4 separate regions of the Homo sapiens genome follow, and regions 1, 2 and 4 are each linked to region 3. A link is a contact called in ENCODE Hi-C or POLR2A ChIA-PET data. All regions are on one chromosome and are shown on one strand. The core of a region is the stretch at or near the end of the contact, and the rest is flanking DNA. Distances in the headings are between cores, read along the strand shown. Region 1 overlaps MAP3K4 (mitogen-activated protein kinase kinase kinase 4). Region 2 holds the start of AGPAT4 (1-acylglycerol-3-phosphate O-acyltransferase 4). Region 3 holds the start of RNASET2 (ribonuclease T2). Region 4 holds the start of IGF2R (insulin like growth factor 2 receptor).

The links. A loop is a pair of places that touch in the nucleus more often than their neighbours do. ChIA-PET counts read pairs that join two places held with the same protein, here RNA polymerase II (POLR2A). Pooled maps may share reads with other maps.
Region 1: a loop to region 3 is called in a map with no recorded cell type, with 10 times the contacts of the local background. The contact joins the enhancer-like site here to the promoter of RNASET2 in region 3. A Hi-C loop is called at or near these places in 3 of 37 single-sample maps with no recorded cell type and 2 of 50 pooled maps.
Region 2: a loop to region 3 is called in a map of CD8-positive, alpha-beta T cell, with 7 times the contacts of the local background. The contact joins the promoter of AGPAT4 here to the promoter of RNASET2 in region 3. A Hi-C loop is called at or near these places in 1 of 168 maps with a recorded cell type or tissue (CD8-positive, alpha-beta T cell) and 6 of 50 pooled maps. POLR2A ChIA-PET finds 5 or more read pairs at or near these places in 1 of 52 experiments (activated CD4-positive, alpha-beta T cell).
Region 4: a map with no recorded cell type shows a loop between it and region 3 (13-fold over the local background). The contact joins the promoter of IGF2R here to the promoter of RNASET2 in region 3. A Hi-C loop is called at or near these places in 5 of 37 single-sample maps with no recorded cell type and 9 of 50 pooled maps.

The regions. Positions count from the first base shown.
Region 1 is chr6:161,036,559-161,039,781 of GRCh38, forward strand. The region is part of intron 2 of MAP3K4 (mitogen-activated protein kinase kinase kinase 4); the gene reads left to right. Among named protein-coding and RNA genes, the nearest start is that of MAP3K4-AS1, 46 kb to the left of the region's middle. RefSeq lists an enhancer at 2,234-2,303. Within about 2 kb of position 1,678, at least 15 of the 41 ENCODE cell types and tissues checked have a DNase peak (open chromatin) inside an H3K27ac peak, as active enhancers do.
Region 2 is chr6:161,272,431-161,275,348 of GRCh38, forward strand. AGPAT4 (1-acylglycerol-3-phosphate O-acyltransferase 4) reads right to left here and starts at 1,631. Exons shown (of 9, transcript NM_020133.3): 1 at 1,508-1,631.
Region 3 is chr6:166,954,725-166,958,067 of GRCh38, forward strand. RNASET2 (ribonuclease T2) reads right to left here and starts at 1,826. Exons shown (of 9, transcript NM_003730.6): 1 at 1,373-1,826. The coding sequence starts at 1,458. RefSeq lists silencers at 1,592-2,351, 2,392-2,491, 2,762-2,811.
Region 4 is chr6:159,967,804-159,970,724 of GRCh38, forward strand. It overlaps IGF2R (insulin like growth factor 2 receptor), which reads left to right and starts at 1,279. Exons shown (of 48, transcript NM_000876.4): 1 at 1,279-1,592. The coding sequence starts at 1,444. RefSeq lists silencers at 840-1,459, 1,470-1,749, 1,770-1,899.

The DNA.
Region 1 (3,223 bases), core at 428-2,927, 5.9 Mb before region 3:
TTTAATGTTTTATGAACTTTTTTTGTCACAGAATAGCCTGTACTTTTAATTTAAATGGCTGCTATATCATTTGTAGCAGCATCTTCACAGTTATCATTAGCAATTACTGGGTGCTTACTATCGGTTAATCACTGTGCTTAACACCTCAAAAGAATTATCTTTTGAATAATGTAATAACCCAGTGAGGTGTTGGTCTTATATAATACAAATTTTGAGTATCCCTAATCTACATGCTCCAGAGTCTGAGGCCTTTTGAATACAGACATGATGCTCCAAGGAAATGCTAATTGGAGCATTTTGAACCTCAGATTTTTGGATTTGTGGTGCTTACTCAGAAAGTATAATGCAAATATTCCAAAATCCAAAACACTTCTGGTCCCAAGCATTTCAGATAAAGGACTTTAAACCTGTACTTATTTTACAGCTGAGGAAACTGGCTCAGAGAAGTTTTACGGCTTTCAATTTTAAATGTCTCAGTCACATGTATATTAGAAAGTGGCTTCACATGTATGCCAGCTGGTGAACTATTTCTTGCGGACATTCTTGTTTATGAATACCAAGACAAGGTGGAAATGGGACGCCAGTGGTAGACAAGTGGGCCATTTTAATGTCTTAGTCTTGGTTGTGGTGGTTAATAGTCTTTGAGAATTTATTTGTTCTCAGACTATTGCAGCACAGCATGGTGGACAAAAGCAGAATCTTGGTTGCTTGATCACCCGGACTCCAGTCCTGGTTCCGCTATCTTCTGCGTATGCAGCCTCCATATCTCGTTTCTCTATCTGTAAAATCATCTGCCTTATAGTGTTGTTAGGATTATGTATTCAGTATTAGTTATCATCATTATTATTGTAAACTCAGGATTTCTTTTATTTTTTCTGAGACGGAGTTTCACTCTTGTTGCCCAGGCTGGAGTGCAGTGGCGCGATCTCAGCTCACTGCAACCTCCGCCTCCTGGGTTCAAGCAATTCTCCTGCCTCACCCTCCCGAGTAGCTAGGACTACAGGCATGCGCCACCATGCCCGACTAATTTTGTATTTTTGGTAGAGACGATGTTTCGCTATGTTGGCCAGGCTGGTCTCGAACTGCTGACCTCAGGTGATCCACCTGCCTCAGTCTCCCAAAGTGCTGGGATTATAGGCACGAGCAACCATGACCGGTTGTAAAGTCAGGATTTCTTCCCAACACTTACTACTTTTTTTCTTGACTTAAATCTTAAAGCAAAATTAAATAATTACATTGTTGACATATCCTTATTAAATGGTGTGCCCATTTTTAGGACCCTGAGTCTTAGATTAAATGATTGTCTCAAGTCGTGTAGCTACTGTTCCTGCTTCTGTCCTGCCTGGACTACACATTTCCTTGTATGTCTTCCTAGTCCTTCGCTTTATCTCACTACATAATGCTGCTAGTACATTTTTTTTGTTACTGTTGCTGTTGCCTGTCTTTCCTTCCTTCCATCCTTCCTTTCATCCTCTTCCTTTCTTTTCTTTCTTCTGCCTTTCTCACGCTTTCTCTCCTCACTTCCTTTTTTCCTTTCCTCCCTCTGTTCTTTCCTTATTTCTCCTCCATTCTTTCCATTGAATCAGCATTTGAGTGACTCCATAGGCATGTGCTCTTTTGGAAGATGAATAAGACCTAGTTCCAGGTCAAGTAGGGAGTACACAAATGACCAACAGTACAGGCTCATCTGGATGCACACAGGAGGCAGTATTGAGAAGACCTGGGCTTGGGAAGACTTCTGGAACAAGTGACATTTGTGCTGTGACCTCAAAGCTGAGTCAGGAAGACTAGTATTTCAGACTAGCATGTGACTCATAATAATATATTGGCCCCCTCAGTATTTTGAGGAGCTTTTTAGAATTAATTAGATTGGTCAGATTTATTTAAAAAGCTGTCCAAGGAAATGTGAACTGTTACATTATTTCTTTCTCACTGCAACAGACAAAGGATCTCTGAGTCATACTATTAACTTTAGAACTGCGGTCAGAGTTGGACTCATCTTTTAAATAGTCACCAATAACATTTGCATTTTTCAGATTATCTATTGTTGTGTAACAAACCACTGTGAAACTTAATGGCATGAAAGAGCAATTATTTTATTGCTCATGATTCTGTGGTTCAGGTGTGTAGGCAGGGTACAGGTCATCCCTGTCCCAGGATGTCTGGAGCCTTGGCTGGAATAGCTCAGTTGGCTGGAAACATCCTGGCTTGGCTGGGGCCCTAAGTCTGAGCCCTCATTTTTTTTGTCTGCATAGTGTCTGCTGGATGTCAAACATCCACGATGGCTCCCTCACTCACATATGTGTCTGTTCACTTGGGCTGAGAGAGCAGGAACAGCTGAGGGCTGCTGGCACAGTTTTCTTTCCATGTGATCTTCCTCATGGCTAGCCCAGGGTGGTCCTTGGGTAATTGGACTTCTTACACGGCAGCTGTCTTTCCTCAGAGCCAGTGTTTTGAGAGACTGAGGTGGAAATCGCAGGCCTTCTTAGGCCTTAGCTTCCGCGGTTGTGCAGTGTCACTTCTGTTGTGTTCTTTTAGTTCCATGAGGCTGGCCCAAATTCACTGTGGGAGGCGACTGCTCAAGGCAGCGGTACCAGGTCGGGTTTGTAGGTTACTTTGGGAAGTTAACTGCTACATGCATTCATTGTAAAGCTTTGGGGAATTAGAATCTGGTCAGTCATACTGTCTTTGCTTCCCCTAGCCCCGAACCCGCAAAAATGCAAAAAAAAAAAAAAAAAAAAACATCAAGTACATCCCTGAAGGAATGTAAGGACTCAGAAAGGTAACTGAGGGGACTATTTAGAGGAAGAGATAAGAACCAGCAATACTGGCTTTTTAGCTATGGTAGCCATGCTCATGAACTGATTATACAGGTATGATTCTTGCAATGTTATTACCTCTGTAGGCTCAGAGTAGCTACTATTGTCATGTATTTGTTTTTTATAATTGTAAATTCAGATCTTGAGAAAATTGATAGCCCTAATTGTGGTGCATATGTGTGATTAGACAATTGACTCATTGAAATTATTTGATGGAATTATAATAGTGCTAATTTCCTGCAAATCATTACCAGTGACATGTTAGAATGGGAAGTTATAGACAGGAGAAATTAGAGATAAAACATTGGTACTAAGAAGAATGCCTGTAAATAAGCTCTTAGTTTTGTAAAGATAAGAGAGATGCACACCATAAATACAGCATTATGGAATTTTACAAAGTTAGT
Region 2 (2,918 bases), core at 381-2,880, 5.7 Mb before region 3:
ATGGTATCCCTTATCAAACGCTTCCTTAGACGTACTGAATAAAAGCATCAGTTTAGCCGGTACCTGTTAAGAGGCTATGTCTTTCTAAGAGATGTGTTATTTGATTCTAATTATAATTAACTTTGCTTATTACTAAGTAGATAATAATTTTCTCATTTCATATTTTTTCTGAATAACAGTTTTTCTCCCCATAGAGAATATTCAGAAGATGGAATCCTTTTAACGTAGAACTCAAGATGTGCCCTGTTCTCCCTGCCCGCCTCCCATTTCCCTAAACACACACACACACACACACACACACAAACACACACATTCTCCCTTCTCTCAAGATACTTTTTTTCCAACTGAGAGTCGTTGACTAATCACAGATGAGTTAATCCTTCCACAGTTTTGAAAAAGTCTAGCAACCCTCACCTTGAAGAGAGTGAATAGCGTGGCTAATCCATCTAAGAACAATGCACGAAAACGAAAAACGGAGAATCCTGCCCGGCAGTTAATTTGTTACTCATACTTGTTGAACTTAAGATTTGGAGCTAAATAAGTGCAGATGAGAGCAAAGACCCATCTTTTAAATATTTAAGCTTTTAGGCAAACCTGGGCAGGCAATATCACATTTATCAGTGCGAATTCTCCAATGCTCTCTAAAACTTTATTTCAATGATCTCACCTCCTGTAAGGAATTAATTCCCCCTTAGCTTGACCACAGGATCAATATCTTATCTTAAGAAGTGTTTAGGTTTTCTAAAAAAAGACCAGACACTGAAGACTTACATAAACATCAAAGCATTCTTTTTTTAATTCCTCGATATGGAGAAATTCATAGGCCGAAAATTAGGTAAATAGAGAGGTAATTACCAATGCCTGTTTCCTTGACAACTCCCCTCCCCCACCCCTCCTGTGATAGGGAAAAACCAAAATGAAAGTGAGGAGGGGTAGCCACAAGCCATGCTGGATTTTAGCAAACCAAAGCAAGAAGCAGAGCAGAAAGCTGCAAACTAGACACAAAATACAAATAAATCAATGTATATCGGGGCTGCATATTGTGTAGTATTTTTGTGGTTGCCATAGAAACGTCAGCGACGGAAGAACATGTTGCATGACACAAAAGAGAGCAATATGTAATAGGAACATTCCCCCCACCACCACCCCCCGCCCAGCTTCGTCTATAGCAGAGAAAATGCTTTAGCCCCGGGAGGGGGCTGGGTGGGTGGGTAAATGAAGCCAGGAACAGCAGCTTGAAATCACAGCCCAGAAAGGGACGCTCACCCGGCCCAGCACAAAGCGAGGGTCCTTTTGTACCAGCAGAGCCTCTCTTCGCCTCCCTCCAGGCGCCCCCTGCACCTTTCCCCCGCCCGCCTTGCACTCCCCCCCCGCCCCCGGAGCCTACCCCTTCCAGAGGTCCTAAGGAAATCCAGCCCAGGAGAGAAAAATATGCTGGGAAGAGGAATGCAAACATCAGCCACACCCAGCGGGGAAGGTGCCTGCGAACGGCACCAGGACCACATACCTCCTTCCTGGCAGCCTTTGGCACATGGACTTAGAAACCAGAAGCTGAGATGGAGCCGGCTGGGTTCAGAAATTGCCACTAGTTTATAAGAGCTGTAAGTCAGCCAACACTGGAAAGAAAAAGCGAGACTCCACCCATGGGGTGGACCCTTCAGGAAGAAAAAAAAAAAAAAAGTGGTCCTCAGCTGACGTCTCTCCCCACCCATGTCACTTCCTTTTAAAGCTACAAGTTAGCAGTTGCCGAGAGGGAAGAGCGAGCTGGTGTAATATGAGTCACTCCCTTCCCCTTCCAATTAGTGTAAGGCAGTGCTTCAGTTGGCTTCACGTTTGAAATCGCTTTTGAAATCTGGCTCGGGAAGCTGCCAGGATAAAAAAAAAATGAAAGCCCCCTGGAAGTGGCCTTGCTTTCTCTCCCCTTTCTCCCAAATCCTGTTGCATCCCTGCGCCCTAACGGCTCCTCTAACCTCAACCCAGACTCCGGCTCCGTCTGTGTTGCAACCTGGAAATTGTCCTCAGTTGGCTCATTTTTAATTCAGCAAGCGTAGGATCAATATGCCCACCCTCAAAACTCTCCCCTCACCTCTCCTCGGTCCGCTGTGCTGGAAGGAGATTGCGTTGCACTCAGAAGAGTCCAAATCATCTTAAACAAAATAAGCCTCAGCACTCAAGAGATTGAGATGTTATGAAGTGGGATGAAAGAAGCTTGGAGGTCGATTGATGTATTTTCTGTTTTCAAACCTTAGCACCATGGTTGATTACCACTGCACAGGCGTGCACACACGTACTGTCGCATGCTCACATGCACGTGGCATTTACACAGGTGTATCAGAGAGGGTCTGGGCAGACCTTTATAGTAAAAGTGTCTTCACAATTTTTAAAAAGGGTGGGCTGTTGAAAGTCCAGAAATGCCAGGATCTAGAAAATTATTTCAATTTCAAAATACTGAGGTGTATTCCTTTCAAATGTCCACTATTACAGCCATTGTCAAAATAATATTTAACTATTTACTTGACTCCTGGGTTAACCTTGTTCTTTAGATGTTTATAATCTATAAAGGAAAAATACATGTGCTCACAAATAGCCCAAGCACATTGCAGAATTACTAACAGCTATGCAAGTGTCAAAACCAGTGTGTCATGAAGACAGAATAGAAAGTGCTTTTTTGATTGCGATGGGGGAAGGCATTGATCATTCAGGAAACAGGGTTTGGAGTGGGTCCTATGGGAGGTGGCATTTTTCTTGTCTGTGATGAGAGACGGGGAGAGTGAAGCAGAATGTGGTGGAAGAGAAAGGATATGTGAGGCAAACAAAAAAAGGATCAGAACAGAAACCCATTTGTAGCAATAACTTGTTTTAATATCCATGTGAAAATAAATTTGACCACAGAGTAATGCTTATAAAAGATTTTTATA
Region 3 (3,343 bases), core at 576-3,075:
AAACCCTGGCCGGGTGCAGTGGCTCACGCCTGTAATCCCAGCACTTTGGGAGGCCGAGGCGGGCGGATCACCTGAGGTCAGAAGTTCGAGACCAGCCTGGCTATTAAAAATACAAAAATTAGCCAGGCGTGGTGGTGTGCATCTGTAATCCCACCTACTCAGAGGCTGAGGCAGGAGAATCGCTTGAACCCGGGAGGTGGAGGTTGCAGTGAGCTGAGGTCACGCCACTGTACTCCAGCCTGAGTGACAGAGTAAGACTGTCTAAAAAAAAATAAATAAGTAAAACCCACCTTTTCCACACCTACTATGTAAGTAAGAAATCCTATTAACCCGATCATTACCCAAATAGAAAGAAATAATATGGTATTCAAATATTGGTATCTTCCACAGAATTAAAGTTGGAGTTCTTTGCAGCACCGCCTGTTTACCCCTAATTAATTTGGGCGGCTGCCACACACACACACGCACACACGCACGCACACACGCACGCACACACGCGCACACACGCACGCACGCACACACACGCACACACGCACACACACACACGCGCACACACGACACACACGCACAGACGCGCACACACGACACACACGCACACACACGCACGCACGCACACGCACACGCACGCACACACACACGCACACACAAACGCACACGCACACACACACACGCGCACACACACACGCGCACACACACACACACGCGGAGGGCGAGCCAAGGGAAGGGATTCAGAACAGGATACTCAAAAAGAGGAAGAACCGTCGTTTCACCACCCGCCGCAGTGAAAGCTGAAATTAAGTGTCCCCTCCACGACTTCTTCGACCTCTGAGAGAACTTCGAGTGCAGGAACAGTGCTCCACCAAGCCTGCCACCTGCTTTGTCGCGTCCTAGGCTGGGAGCAGTCTGTGGGATGAGTTTCCAGTCCAGCTCCAGGCTGGAGTGTACCCAGGACCTCACCCTACCCCCTACTCCTTCCCAGGGGTCACCCCGGGGAGTGTTCAGGGCTCCCCAACCCACTTCTTCCCAGGAGTCACCCCAGAGCGTGCCCAGGGCTCCCCCCAACCCACTCCTTCCCAGAGGTCACCCCGGGGCGTGCTCAGGACTCCCCTCATCGCACTCCTTCCCAGAGGTCACTTCTGAGTGTGCTAAGGGCTCCCCCCAACCCACTCCCTCCAGGGGTCACCCCGAGGCGTGCTCAACTTCCCAACTTCTTCCCAGGGGTCACCCCGGAGCGTGCTCGGCTCCCCCCGCCCTCCCCAGTCGCTGCCCGGGGCTCAGCGACCGCCGACCCCGAGAGCTGCAGCCTTCACCCAGTGGAAAGCTCTAGGGCCCGGCTCCCACGCTCCCCACTTTACCTCGCAAGGTAACTCACCGCAGGCGCTTGTCCGCACCGCCCAGGCAAAGCAACGCCAGGCAGAGGCAGCCCAGCAGGGCCCCGCGCAGGGCTGCAGGGCGCATGGTGCCGACCTGCGGAGAGAACGCTGCCAGCTGCCGCTCCGGCTCCCACTTCCCACCTGCTGCCCGAGGAAGACTTCCGGGAGAAACGCTGTCTCCGAGCCCCCGCGCCGCCGCGCTCCCTCCGCTGCAGCAGCGGCCACCGGGTGCGCCCGGAGCCCTGGGACGGCCTAAACCAGTATCTCGCGGGCCCCGCGCCGGGCTCCGGGAATGGCCGCAGCAGCCCTGGCGACCCGGGCCCCTCGGAGCTCCCCTTCAGGATCGTGCACCAAGCGCGCACGTCCCGGGCTCTGCTTCGCGACCCACAGCGACCCCAGCTCCTCCACGCTGCAGCCGCCGTCCGCCCACGACCACGGTCAGTCGCGTTGCTCCCAGCCCAGGGCGCCCTGCGGGCCTGCACCGGAGCAGAGAGCCACGCCCCCAGGACGGCACGCCCCCGCCGGTGGACACGCCCCCCAGAACGGCACGTCCCCGCCCGGCGTTCACGCCCCGCCCCGTGGTTGGCTCAGAGAGGCCGAGGCAGGAGCAGCTCCGCGGGCCTTGAGGGCGTGTCAGGCGGCTGTGTTCCTTCGCCACGCAGGCGCCCCGCGCCTTTTCCCGCAGCTCTGCGCCACTCCCACACTCCCGGGTCCGAGCTAACCTAGACCACCCGTGAGGACCGCCCTCGGGGGGACCGCCCGTGTCTGCGCCATCCCCCGCCAGCAAGTGGGCGTGCGGGCCCCAGGGCCACTCTACTCTCCAGGGACAGCCCCCAGCCCGACCCGCGCACCCTGCAGGCCCGCGGTCCGCACGCAGCACCCGCTTTCAAAAACTGCGCCCTGCAAGCTGCCCGGGAGCTCCTGACTGCAGATGGTGCTTGGCCGCCCAGGCTCCCCGCAGCCTCCCGCCACCTCGGCGCTCCACTGCGCAGCCCGAGGGACGGCTCCAGAATTAGGAGGGGACCTACTCGGGTCACTCTCCTGGAAACCTCTCCAGTCTCCCGGTGCTAGGTGCTGGGAGCACCAACATTCCTAGAAGGGCCTGGCCCTCACCCAGCCCTGGGCCTCACCTGCCCCTCCCCGCGGGCCCCAGGAGCCCGGAAGTCATCTCTGTGGGGGCAGCAAAGAGCCGCCTCGGGGCGCGACCTGGGAAGTCATCTTGTGAGGGATCCCCTCCCAGAGGGACGGGCCACCCCCCACGGATGAAGGGGACTTCATGTCAGCCCCACCTTGGCGTAGCCAGGGCCAGTCCCATAGGCCCGGTCTCCTCCCCCAACACCCTGGCCTTCCCAGCCCTTCAGAGGCACGGGTTCCCCTGCACCCGCGGCCCCGCCCACGGGCTGTGCACCCGGCATTGTCTCTGCAGATGTTTCTCCTCTTTCCCTTCCCTGTCCGCACACCCACAGCTAGTTAAGGCTATTCCTATTTACACGTCGAGTAAACTGCGCCTTCCTCGGGGTCCTCTGCCACTGGTAACTGTCTAAATAGCAGGTGGGCCTGTAGCCTGCTCTCCCACAGGCCTGGACCTTGCCTGCATGCATTACCATTCTTTGAAACAAAATATTTAAATGATTAATCTGTTTTTCCCACTAGACTGCAAGGCAAGGCCCATGTCTATTTTGCCCACCTTGAGTCCCTGCCACTGAGCACAGTGGATGGGGGACAGTCGGTGCTCAATAAAATGCCACCTGTGGAACAGATGGGGGGGGAAAATGGCTGACACCTCCTTAGCTCCTCCAGGACCTCCTACAGGTCATGGTGTTATTCTCGTTCTCCTTTTCCCTAACGACTTATTTGTTTCTTTCCGGCTCCTTTCATTCCTTCCTCTCAAGAATATAGGCACACGCCACAGTTCTTTTTCTCTTTTCTTTTAAGCTAAAAAAATAATTTTCTTAAAACAAAAGTGCTTC
Region 4 (2,921 bases), core at 29-2,528, 7.0 Mb before region 3:
ACCCTTTTTCGACGTCCACAGTTTACACCTGAGCTCTCCCTTTGACCCACTACAACACTTTCTTTTCTTGGGCAATATATTAATAGCACGGTGGTTATGTCACAGGCCTGTGACTGGCTTGGGCTCAAACCCGGGCTTTTTCACTTACTAGCTGCAAGACTAACTAGTTATTTAATTTCTCCATTCCTCACTTTCCTTATCTGCAAAACGGATGCAATAAAGGCACCCCCTCTTACAGGACTGTTAGGATTAAATGAGCTAAATCACAGTGTCCGAACACTTCAGTACTTCGTACATAATTACTTGCTCAAGAAATGTTAGCTATTATTGGGTCATGATTATTTATATGTGTTTGAATTCCAGCTTTGCCACATCCCAGAGTGTCTTTGAGTAAGTCACTGAGTATCCTTGTGCCTCAATTCCTCATCTATAAGTAGGTTCCCATCTCATAGGTTTTTAAAGATTCATGCTTACATGCTTAGCAGTGTCTGGTATGGAATAAGCACTAAAAAAGATGAGCTTTTATGATGATGATGATTACTATTTTCAGTCATGATTATTTTGTATATTTACTCTAAAAGAAAGTGAATTTTTTTAGTTCAAGACTTTTAGATTCATCGTTCTACTTTCATTGTGGCTAGCTCATGGCCATCCACGTAGTGAATTAATAAAGCTTTGTTGAGTGGCACTTGCTTGACAGCGACACTTTTGTCCACTCTTTCACCTTGCTGGATTTGTGCTGCCTTCCTTGCTGTAGGAAGCCCACGCTTGGGAAATAACATTCCCACAGAAGGTCTGAGAGGCTCTGACGGGCCAAGGTTGTAAACCCCCATGATTTGACTCCACGGGCAGTTAAAGTGTGTTCCCACCCCCCACGGATCCGCTGCCACTAGGCTGTGCGAAGGCATTTACCTCCCTGGCACTTTGATCCAAGTTCCCTATTTTCCCCTACTGGTCGATCGAGGTTGGGAACAGTTGCTCTAACCTGGGAAGCACCCGCCACGATCCAGCAGGGCGCGGTGGGAGGGGAAACTGAGGCCCGGCTAGGCACCCCCGCCGCGCCCAGCCCGCCGAGAGGCTCAGGCCCCGGGAGGCACCTGGAGCCTGCGCCCCGCCCGCGCCGCTTCCTGTCCCGCGCGCTGCGCTCACGTGACCCGGGCCTGGGAGGAGCCGGGGCGGGCGGGGGTCACCTGAACAAGGGAGTCACGTGAGCGGGGGGCGGGGGTGGGGGGGCGGTGCCGGGCGGCTGTCACGTGACGCGGTTCCGGGGCCGCCGCTGCCGCTGTCGCTGTCGCCGAGCCCAGTCGAGCCGCGCTCACCTCGGGCTCCCGCTCCGTCTCCACCTCCGCCTTTGCCCTGGCGGCGCGACCCCGTCCCGGGCGCGGCCCCCAGCAGTCGCGCGCCGTTAGCCTCGCGCCCGCCGCGCAGTCCGGGCCCGGCGCGATGGGGGCCGCCGCCGGCCGGAGCCCCCACCTGGGGCCCGCGCCCGCCCGCCGCCCGCAGCGCTCTCTGCTCCTGCTGCAGCTGCTGCTGCTCGTCGCTGCCCCGGGGTCCACGCAGGCCCAGGCCGCCCCGTTCCCCGAGCTGTGCAGGTGGGTGGCCCGCCCGGACGCAGGCTCCGCTCGCGGTGCCCGGGGTGAGCGGCCGGCGTGGGGGGCGGGGAGCGCTCGAGGAGCTCCTGGGGTCTCCAAGTCGCCTCCGTTCCGCGCCGGGGTCCGCCCCGTTCCCGAGGGAAAGTTGCCTGCGTGGTGTCCGCGAGTCCCGCCGGGTCCCGTGCGCAGGCGGGGGGCGCGGGGGCACACGCGGTCGTGGCGGTCCTGGAGCCCCGCGTCCGGCCACTTGTGGCTGTCGCTGAGTCGGGGGTGGCTTTGTGCGGAGCGGTCGCCCCGGCCCTTGGGGTCGGCGCCTGCCCTCGCGCGGCCGGGCGTCCGGGAAAGTTGGAGGCAGGAACTCCAGTTTGCTTTGTTCCCGCTGCGCGTTTGCATCAGAGTTTCGCCAGCGGGGCACCGGTGAGGCCCCTCGGTGTGGAGAGGCTCACCGGGGCGTTGGAGCCCGCAGGAATGGTCCTGGAGTTGAGTGTTTGTGGTTTCATTTGCTGATTGATTTCCCCCCGTGGGCTCATTTTCTCTTTAAAGAATATATATATATATATATTTTTAGCAGGCGGTGACTTTTGTCTTCTTTAGATTGGGGGCAGGGGGTGTCGTCCAGTGTGAGCTTTCAAGACTTGACCCTTCACTTCTCTGAGCCCAACTTCCTGCCTGGTTGCTCACATGATGTCATTGTCTCCGGGGCGGATTATTCTAGTGGATCTTGCTCTGGGAACCATGATTGTATAACCCATCAGTCCCATCGAGGGCTGTTCACCTCGCGCAACTGCTAGCAGTCCAGGGCCTGGGGAACTTCGAATTTCAGGAATTTTCTGACCATCCTTTTCTGGACTGTTTAGGATGATGGAAAATTCAGCTTTTGTTTATTTTTTTAAACTTTGGTAAAAAGGAAGCAGGATGAAAAGTTTTGAACAGACAACAGTTTCTCCCTGTTACTGTTACTTTTACAAGTTACTTTTACAAGTTACTTTTCAGAGTGAAACAAAGTTGAGCCTACTTTGGGCTGAACTTGGAGTTTGTGGTAGGGTTTATGGGGGGGGTTCTTATTTTTCCCATGCATCAGAGATAGTTTTATTAGCACCCCTGTGTTCAGAACATGCAGAAATTAGTCTAAGGAGGGTGAGGCTGATCTCACGATAGAAACTCTTTGGAAAGGCCCATATTTTTTATGCTCCCTTTTTTGGAAGGGGAAGGGTGGATGGAGGGAGAGTTTGTGACACTAGTTTAAAGACCAGTTAGCTACCCTAAGATACATAGTTACTCCAGTAACTAGTATGATACAGAGAAATGGTGGCAGCTTAAACGAGGTCA